Regions from separate parts of the Homo sapiens genome. Here region 1 is linked to region 2. A link is a contact called in ENCODE Hi-C or POLR2A ChIA-PET data. All regions are on one chromosome and are shown on one strand. Each heading gives the region's core, a stretch centred on a gene start or an enhancer-like site at or near the end of the contact. The rest is flanking DNA. Distances are from core to core; before and after follow the strand shown. Region 1 holds the start of RASL11A (RAS like family 11 member A). Region 2 has its middle 9.5 kb from the start of LINC00412.

What was found. A loop is a pair of places that touch in the nucleus more often than their neighbours do. ChIA-PET counts read pairs that join two places held with the same protein, here RNA polymerase II (POLR2A). Pooled maps may share reads with other maps.
Region 1: a map with no recorded cell type shows a loop between it and region 2 (11-fold over the local background). The contact joins the promoter of RASL11A here to the enhancer-like site in region 2. A Hi-C loop is called at or near these places in 3 of 37 single-sample maps with no recorded cell type and 2 of 50 pooled maps. POLR2A ChIA-PET finds 5 or more read pairs at or near these places in 4 of 52 experiments (H1, Panc1, WTC11 and 1 more).

What each region holds. Positions count from the first base shown.
Region 1 is chr13:27,268,280-27,273,052 of GRCh38, forward strand. It overlaps RASL11A (RAS like family 11 member A), which reads left to right and starts at 2,551. Exons shown (of 4, transcript NM_206827.2): 1 at 2,551-2,789; 2 at 3,205-3,261; 3 at 3,360-3,439; 4 at 4,748-4,773. The coding sequence starts at 2,666. RefSeq lists an enhancer at 2,013-2,513 and silencers at 2,462-2,681, 2,722-2,951.
Region 2 is chr13:27,225,335-27,230,094 of GRCh38, forward strand. No RefSeq gene overlaps it. Among named protein-coding and RNA genes, the nearest start is that of LINC00412, 9.5 kb to the right of the region's middle. Within about 2 kb of position 1,802, at least 2 of the 41 ENCODE cell types and tissues checked have a DNase peak (open chromatin) inside an H3K27ac peak, as active enhancers do.

The sequences.
Region 1 (4,773 bases), core at 1,301-3,800, 44 kb after region 2:
TATTAAGGACCTTGCCAGTCCCAGGTGCCACTATGTGCTGGGTACTAGAGTCACAAGCTAGAGTCCCTGTCCTCCTGGAGACAGACATGAAACAAATATTCCACCAGAAAGTAATGATAGTTGAGATCAGTGCCCTGAGAGTGAGTAACTGCAAGATAGGGGTGGGGACAGTGGCAGTGATCAGAGACGGCTTCTCCAAGGGAGGAACATGTAAACTGAAGTCACCATCTAGTCTAGATTAGTTTACTTCAGGATTATTCAGAATTCTGCAGATAAGAAATGAGGCCGGGCGCGGTGGCTCACGCCTGTAATCCCAGCACTTTGGGAGGCCGAGGCGGGCGGATCACGAGGTCAGGAGATCGAGACCATCCCGGCTAAAACGGTGAAACCCCGTCTCTACTAAAAATACAAAAAATTAGCCGGGCGTAGTGGCGGGCGCCTGTAGTCCCAGCTACTTGGGAGGCTGAGGCAGGAGAATGGCGTGAACCCGGGAGGCGGAGCTTGCAGTGAGCCGAGATTGCGCCACTGCACTCCAGCCTGGGCGACAGAGCGAGACTCCGTCTCAAAAAAAAAAAAAAAAAAAGAAATGAGAGCAGTAGGGATACAGAGGGAGACACCAAGAAATATAGGAGGAGAAATGATGGAACTTGGCGATTAATCAATGTGGAAGTGAGAGAGTGGGTAGAGTCAAGGATGTCTCCCAGGCTTGGGCCACTGGGTGGATGGAGACACATTCATTAGCATGGTCAATTACAAAAATGGACCCCATTCTCCATCACTCTCTGCTTCCTTGCCCTTTCACACGTGACTTTTCTGCTGTTTCCACAAAGGGGCGGAGTGTATTTCCCTACTCCTTGAATATGGGCTGGCCCCATGACTTGCTTTGGCCAACAGAATGCAGCAGAAGGGATGGGTTCCTTCTCAAGGCCTAGGTCTCAAGAGGCCTTATCCATTTCCACCCACTCTCTTGGAACTCTGCTCAGCTACCATGAAGGCAGGCCCTGGCCAACGTGCTGAATGAGAAGAGACATGTAACTCAGTCACTACCCTCCCTCATCACAGCCAACAGCTGCCAGACATGAGTAAGGCTATCCAAGGGCAGCCAGCCCCCACTTCCAGAACCTGGAAGCTCCCTGCAGATGCATCAAAGGGCTCAACAACTGTAAGTGATTGTTGTTCTAAGCCATCTAGTTTGGTGTGGCTTGTCATGCAGCAAAAACTGGTACAACCAGGGTAGAGAAAGGTATGAATTAGGGTGGGGCTGTCTAATAGGCGATTAGGCAAGTGAGGCTGGAACACAGGAGGTCAGAGGCATGAAGGTCTTCTAACTGTTCAAGGTTAAAGTCCTGAGGCTTCTGCTGTGCTATTTCTGGTGGGCTCCAGAAATCCAAGAACCAGTCTATAGCTCTGTGTCCTGTTCCTCACACTGCCCCCCACCCCACCCTAGACCCCACCATGCACCTAGAAGTAAATATTTGGATACTGAAGCAAATGCATGACTCAAGCACATAGGATAGTATTAATGATGGACACTTAGTGCAGGGCCAGGGCCCCCAGCCAGTGGAGTGCTCATGAGTGTTCAGGAATGAGCCAGTGCAACCCCTGCCTGCAGAGGAGGGGCTGGGCATGGATACTGAGATGCTAACCATCACTGCCCCTAAGGGGACTTCATCTATCCCTAGCAAGGTCACAGTGACTGCAGTTGCCTCCACTGATACTAATTCAGAGCTCTTGCCCCCCGCCCCCCGCCCTTTTCCCATATTAATGTTACCCCTTAGCATCTTTTCTTTTCTTTCTTTTTTTTTTTTTTTTGAGACGGAGTTTCGCTCTTGTGGTCCAGGCTGGAGTGCAGTGGTGCCATCTCGGCTCACTGCAACCTCCGCCTCCCTAGTTCAAGCGATTCTGCTGCCTCAGCCTCCCGAGTAGTTGGGATTACAGGCGCCCACCACCACGCCCCGCTAATTTTTGTATTTTTAGTAGAGACAGCGTTTCGCCATGTTGGCCAGGCTGGTCTTGAACTCCTGACCGCAGATGATCTTGCCCACCTGGGCCTCCCAAAGTGCTGGGATTACAGGCGTAAGCCACCGCGCCCAGCCCCTTAGCACCTTTTAAAAATAAAAAGGGCAGCGTTTTACAGCAATCTGTCCCATTGTTGCAGAAACATCCAACTGATTGCACTTTTTCTTCTTCTCTCGTCAACTCGTAACTCCTATCTCAAGTTCACCCACAGGTCTAGTGACTCCGGCTGGCTGCTGCGGGGCGAGGAGACTCGCAGAATGCCTGACTAGAGGCCACTCGCGCGCTCTGGACGGTGGCCGTATCTCCAGGGTCTGAGCCCCGGAGCCGCAGTCCTGCCGCAGAGCGCCTGGAGCCGCGAGCAGCTAGCAGCCCGGCGAAGCGCACAGCCTCGGCGATAGTCAGCTCCGCGGCCTCTGCTCCCGCCCCTCCCGGCCGCTCCGGGAAGGGGCGGAGACGAGGAGGAGCTGGGACGGCCGCCGCGCTCCCGGGCGCACCAAGCCCTTTAAAAGCCGCGGGCCTTGACAGTTCTGCAGGCAGCCGCCGCGGTCCCGGACCTCTAGTCCCGCACTCCCAGCTGGCGAGCCGGCTCCGGGTGCGGCGAGGCCCAGCCCTCTCGGATTGCGCGCCGGACCCCGGGACGCGCTCCATGCGGCCGCTCAGCATGTCCGGGCACTTTCTGCTCGCACCCATCCCCGAGTCCTCCTCGGACTACCTACTGCCCAAGGACATCAAACTGGCGGTGCTGGGCGCCGGCCGCGTGGGCAAGAGCGGTGAGTGCGGCGGGGACCCCCGGGCGGCTTCGCTCCCCGGCTCCGGCCGCGACCACTGGGGGCGCTGCGGAGAGAGGGCGCCTCGGCCGAAGCAGAGGGCGCGGGTGCAGGTAGAATCGGGCTGCTTTCGCGCTGGGTGGGTCCCGGTCCGTCCCGGCCTGCTTCCCTGGCGTTTCCTGGTGCATCTACTCCTGGGATCTCGGCGGGATTGGCGCCTGTTCGGGGATGGGGTGCGGGAGAGGTGTCCCGCCAGTCGTACTCGCGGCCAAGCCCGCGGCACCACGGCTTTGCGGAGCCTCTGGAAGCGAGCAGTGCCCACGGTTCTGCACCCTTCACTCCCCCCAGTTTGTCCGAGGTGCCTGGGTTTGACAGGCTTGTTCTACTCCTTCGGTTGATTTTCCTATTTCCTTTTCAGCAATGATCGTGCGCTTCCTGACCAAGAGATTCATTGGAGACTATGAACCGAATACAGGTGAGAATACTTTCACGCTCCCTGCTTTTATGCTTGCGTGTTTCTTTTTACGGATGGGAGTTTGAGAATTAAAAAGCAAACTCTACTTCATTCTCCAGGCAAGCTGTATTCACGGCTGGTCTATGTCGAGGGGGACCAGCTCTCCCTGCAGATCCAGGATACTCCCGGGGGCGTCCAGGTAAGAACCGCCAGGGGCAAACAGCTCACCCCCACCCGTGAGACCACCCCAGTGGGCACAGCACGTAGGGCGCCCATGCTGGGCGCAGGGGTCTGAGCAAGGCATCTAAACCGACCTGTGCGTTTAGAGGGAGGAATGGGCTGTCCACAGGTGGGGCCAGTGGTTGGGGTGTTAGAAACTCTCTAAGGGGGAGGCATGGTTAGAAGCAGCCTCCTCTTGTTAAGCACCTGACTTAACTTCACTTTGCAACCCTGGTGGGCCATCACTACTTAAGCAGGTCTCACCATTTCTTCCGGAGGTAGCCATGGAACCATTAACAAAGAAAAAAACGTTTAAAACAAAACAAAACAAAACAAAAAAAGAGGTAGGATTCTGATGGGAGAGACTCTTCTCCCCTGGCAAGCTCTGCTTTTTTTGAGACGGAGTTTCACTCTTGCCCAGGCTGGAGTGCAGTGGCTGGATCTCAGCTCACTGCAACTTCCGCCTCCTAGGTTCCAGCGATTCTCCTCGATTCTCCTGCTTCAGTCTCCCGAGTAGCTGGGACTACAGGCACCCGCCGGAACTCCCAGCTATTTATCTATTTATTTATTTATTAGTAGAGATGGGGTTTCACTATGTTGGCCAGGCTGGTCTCGAACTCCTGACCTCAAGTGATCCGCCCACCTCGGCCTCCCAAAGTGGTGGGATTATAGGCATGAGCCACAGCGCCCGGCCCAAGCACTGCTGAACTGCTGCTGTTAATGGCTGTTCCCTCAAGTCAGTAATTGCAATCAGATAACCCCTTGGCAGAGGGTCTAGAATGTAACTTGTTTATTAACCAGTTACTAATTGCTACTCCGTTCTCCAGAGGAAAGGTCTTGTGGAAGAACCCTAAGAAAGGAATTTCTTTCTGTAACATTCTTAAGAAGTGCATGTTAAAAATGTTTTTATGAGTTTGGGAATAGATATTTATCTTGGCTTATTTTCAAAGTTTTGTTTATTATGAGTTAGTGTTTCCTAAAACTTGAGCCATTCTGGTTTGAGGTCATTCTTCAGTCAGCCATGGTTCACCAGAGACTGCCTGACAAGCAAGGGGTTTAAAAATAATGCAGGGATAACAGCTAATAAAGTAACTCAGGCAGGGAGTTTGCCTGGGAATCTGTTCTTTCCATATCAAAAGCCTGCTTCTGCAGAAGCTGGGTGGAAACTGAAAACTGTATTTAGAGATTTCTTTTTCAAGTGTTTCTTCAAGGGTTGCCTTGATGTTGTTTTGAGTTTATCTCCCACTGAGGGTTTCCTTGACTGGATCTCATTTTGATGTTTTCTCAGATCCAAGACAGCCTCCCCCAGGTCGT
Region 2 (4,760 bases), core at 552-3,051:
CAGGAGGTGGAGGTTGCAGTGAGCGGAGATCGCACCACTGCCCTTCAGCCTGGGTGGCAGAGCGAGGCTCCCTCTCAAGAAAAAAAAATTCTTTTTAAAAATCTGCCAGTGCATTATAGAAATTTGTACATCTTTTTCCTACACCATATATCATTGGTCTGTATAAATAACTTGTTCACAATTTTGTATCTTCTGATAAAACGAGTACTTTCCAAGGGTATGTAGTCATAATTCAGGTAATGATTCAAAATGTGTTGAATCTTATGCCCCTGTGCTGTTCTCTCACTCACTCCTATGGTTTTATGCCTCCTACCCTGGATAATTTGTCCTGATCTTTCAGATTAAAGATCATGTTGTTGATGTTCTGGTAGCCTCAGCTGGTCCTTCATACCACATATGAAATTCTTTTAAAATAATCTTCTTAGTTTAGCGTCTGTCTCCCTAGAGATTATATAATTTCCCCAAAGGCATGGACTTGTTCCCATCTTAAGAGCAGGTCCCAGTATCATAGAGGCACACAATGAATCACTTAATAAGAAATGGATGAATGAATATGTTACACACAGAACTTTTTTTATATAAGAAAAGGACCTTACAATTTTTTTTTTTTTTGAGACGGAGTTTCACTCTTGTGGCCCAGGCTGGAGTGCAGTGGCATGATCTCAGCTCACTGCAACCTCTGCCTCCCAGGTTCAAGCGATTCTCCTGCCTCAGCCTCCTGAGCAGCTGGGATTACAGGCATGCGCTACCACGCCCAGCTAATTTTTGTATTTTTAGTAGAGACAGGGTTTCACCATGTTGGCCAGGCTGGTCTCAAACTCCTGACCTCAGGCAATCCACCCACCTTGGCCTCCCAAACTGCTGGGATCATAGGCATAAGCCAATGTGCTCGGCCCTTTTTTCTTTTTTTTGAGACAGAGACTCGCTCTGTTGCCCAAGCTGGAGTGCAGTGGTGTGATCTCAGCTCACTGCAACCTCCACCTCCCAGGTTCAAGCAATTCTCCTGCCTCAGCTTCCCAAGTAGCTGGAATTACAGGTGCCTGCCACCATGTGTGGCTACTTTTTGTATTTTTAGTAGAGACGTGGTTTCACCATGTTGGTCAGGCTGGTCTCGAACTCCTGACCTTAGGTGATCCGCCCGCCTGAAAGTGTTGGGATTACAGGCATGAGCCACCACACTTCACCAGGACCTCACAATTTTTAAAAAAATTGTCTTATTTCTTGTTTGAATGGTGAATGATGACGGAGAAGAGGGTGCATACTACTGAGGAAGGCATGAAGGAACCTGAGGTTCTTGAACTTGAGAGCTTAATTTTCTCCCAGAAACTTGTCAACCCGAATAGCTCCTTTCTCATTCAATTAGAACAGGGTTTACCTCTCCTTTTGTAGTTAGTAGTTTCTCATTTTTGTGTCCTGGGTTCCAAGAGCATTAGTTAAAGCTTTCCTACTTTCATAAGGGTAATGCTGATAAAATAGCCCCAAAGTGTAAACAATCAAAATGTCTTTCAATGTGTAAATGGTTAAACTGGCACATCCAAACCATGGAATACTACCAAGCAATGAAAGGAAACCAAACTGTTGATAAACACAACTTAGGTGGATCTCAAGGGCATCATATGAGTAAAAAAAAAAAAAAAAAAAAAAGGAAAAAAAAGCTGATGTACTCTACAGTTCCACTTATTTAACATTCTCACTATCACACATTACAGAGATGAAAGATTAGTAGTTGCCAGGTATGGTGAAAGAAAGGGGTGGTGTAACTGAAAAGGGTAACACAAGGGAGCTGTCAGGTGTTGGAATAGTTCTGTGTCATGAAGTAGTGGTGTGCACTCGTGCAGGAACCTCCGCATGTGATACAATGGCATAGAACTATCCACATATGTTGTACCAAAGTCAGTTTTCTGATTTTGATATTGTGCTGTAGGTAGGTAAAAAGTAACCACAGGGGGAAACTGGTTGAAGGGCACAAAATACCTCTTTGTTCTATTTTTGCAGCTTCCTGTGAATCTATAATTATCTCAAAATAAAAAGTCAACAGAAATTTTTAAAAATTTTAAAAGGAAGATTGCTAAGTTTCACAGAGGAAAGCCCCAAACCTTGAAAGGTTGGAGCATTTTTCCAGATGCACCCTAGGAGGGTGGATGCACCCAGGAAGGAAGAGCACCCGGAGGAAGGTTGCATGCAGGACCCCACTCCCACCAGAAATTTACACTGGCTCTAACCTCCTTCTAGAATTAATAGCTACCTCAGCTGTTGAGAACAGAAACAATGCTACCTATTGCATATAAGTGTAGATGATAAAGGAACCTTGGTGAGCCAAATCCACAAAGCTCCCCTAAAAAGGCTGGAGCATAGTGGAGAAATGCAGATTTGCCCACAGCCAGCCACTTGGCTGATGACAGTCTCCAGACCTGTAAGCCAAAGTCCTTTCCCCAACACCTTGTGACCCCTTGTAACAAAATCCTGAAATTCTGCCAACAGAGGTTAAAGACAAATTCTTTGGTCATTAACATAAAATGCCACCCATTCAAAATTCTAGAATAGGACTTTTTTTTGAAATGTGGATGAGAGGTACTGCTAAAAAATTTGTAATACCTCTTCCATGCTTTTCACAAAAATGAATTAAAACATTTGAGGGAAAATAAAAAACGGCAATGCTGAAATCCACTACCCTACTATCATAACACTCTGCTTCCAAGGTCCCAGTGGGCATATTGTTACCTCACTGCTATGTCCTGCTGTCATTCAGAGCACAGCCCTCCCAGGACAAGAGCCAGTGTTTATCTGTTTTAAATAGATTTATTGAGACATAATTTACATGCCATAAAATTAACCCATTTCAATGGTTTTTGCTATGTTCACAAAGTTGTGTATCCATCACAACAATCTAATTTTAGACCATTTCCATCATCCCCACAATAAACTTTGTGCCCAGTAGCTGTCAGTCCTTACTCCCCCCTCACCTCACATTTAGGCAACCATACTTCCTGTCCTTATATGGTTACCTATTCTAGATATGTCATATAAATAGAATTATACAGTACATTTTGTTTTGTGTCTGGCTTCTTTCACCAAGCATAATGTTTTTGAGGTTCATTCATGCAGTAAGTCTCAGTATTTCACTTCTTTTTACTGTCAAATAGTATTCTATTGTATAGATATATCACATTTTGTTTATCCATTCACCAACTGATGGACATGTGAGTTGTTTCCACTTTTTTACTTTTGTGAATATTGCTGCTCTGCATATTCACATAAAAATCTTTGTGTGAAAATGTTTTCATTTATATTTGATGGATACCTATGAGTAGAACAGCTGGGTCACACGGTAACTCTTATGTTTAACCTTCTGAGAAACTCTCAAACTATTTTCCAAACTGGCTGCACCATTTTACATTCTTACCAGCAACATGAGGGTTCTAGTTTCTCCACATCCTTGCTGACACTTGTTATTATATCTTTTTTATTACAGCCACTACAGTGAGTATAAAGTGGTATCTCATTGTGGTTTTGATTTGTATATCCTTGGCAACTAAGAACATTAGTCATCTTTTCATGTGCTTATTGGCGATTTACGTATCTTCTTTTTAGAAATATCTATTCAAGTCCTCTGCCCATTAAAACAATTAAGTTGTTAAGAGTTCTTTATATATTCTGGATATAAGTCTCTTAGTGGATATATGATTTATAAATATTTCTCTCATTCTGTGGGTTATCTTTCACTTTCTTGTGGTTTTTGAAATTCAAAAGTCCAATTTATTATTTTTTTTTACCAATGTGCTTTTGTTATCATTTATAAGAAATCATTGCCTAACTTAAGACCACAGATTTACACGCCATGTCTTATTCTAATGTTTACAGTTGTATCTCTTAAATTTAGGTGTGCGATGCATTTTGAGTTGATTTTTGTGTATGGTATGAGGCTGAAGGCCAATTTCACGTTTTTTTTTTTTTTTGCATATGGATGTCTAACTGTCCCAGCACCATTTTTGAAAAGACTCTCTCCGATTGAATTTTGACATCTTTGTCAAAAATCAATCGACTGTAATGAAAGGGTTTATTTCTGGGTTCTCAATTTTATTTCACTGGTCTATAGTTTATCCTTATGCCAATACTACACTGTATTGATTACCATAGGTTTGCATTACATTTTGAAGTGAGGGTGTGTCTAAGTTCTCAAACTATAGTCAATTTTTCAAGATTATTTTGGGCTATTCTGGGATCTTTTCATTTCCTAAGAATTTTAGTTTATCAATTTATGCCCAGCCAGGTGTGGTGGCTCTGTAGTCCCAGCACTTTGGGAGGCTGAGGCAGGTGGATCGCTTGAGCTTGGGAGTTTGACACCACCCTGTCCAACATGGCAAAACCCCATCTCTACAAAAAATACAAAAATGAGCCAGGTGTGGTGGCGCATGCCTATAGCCCCAGCTACTTGTGGGGACTGAGGCAGGAGGATCACTTAAGCCTTGGAGGCAGAGATTGCAGTGAGCCAAGACTGGGGCACTGCACTCCAGCCTGGGTAACAAAGCCAGGTGCTGTCTCAAAAAAAAAAAAAAAAAGTCCCCAAAAAAGTCAGCAGAGATTTTGATAGGATTTGCATTAAATACGCAAACCAATTTGGGGGATTTTTGCCATCTTACCAATATTAAGTCTTTCACTCTACAAATATACTATGTTCTTTCATTTATTTAGGTCTTCTTTAATTTCTTTCAGCAATGTTTCTTAAGAGTAGAAGCATTGCGCTTTTGCTAAATTTGTTC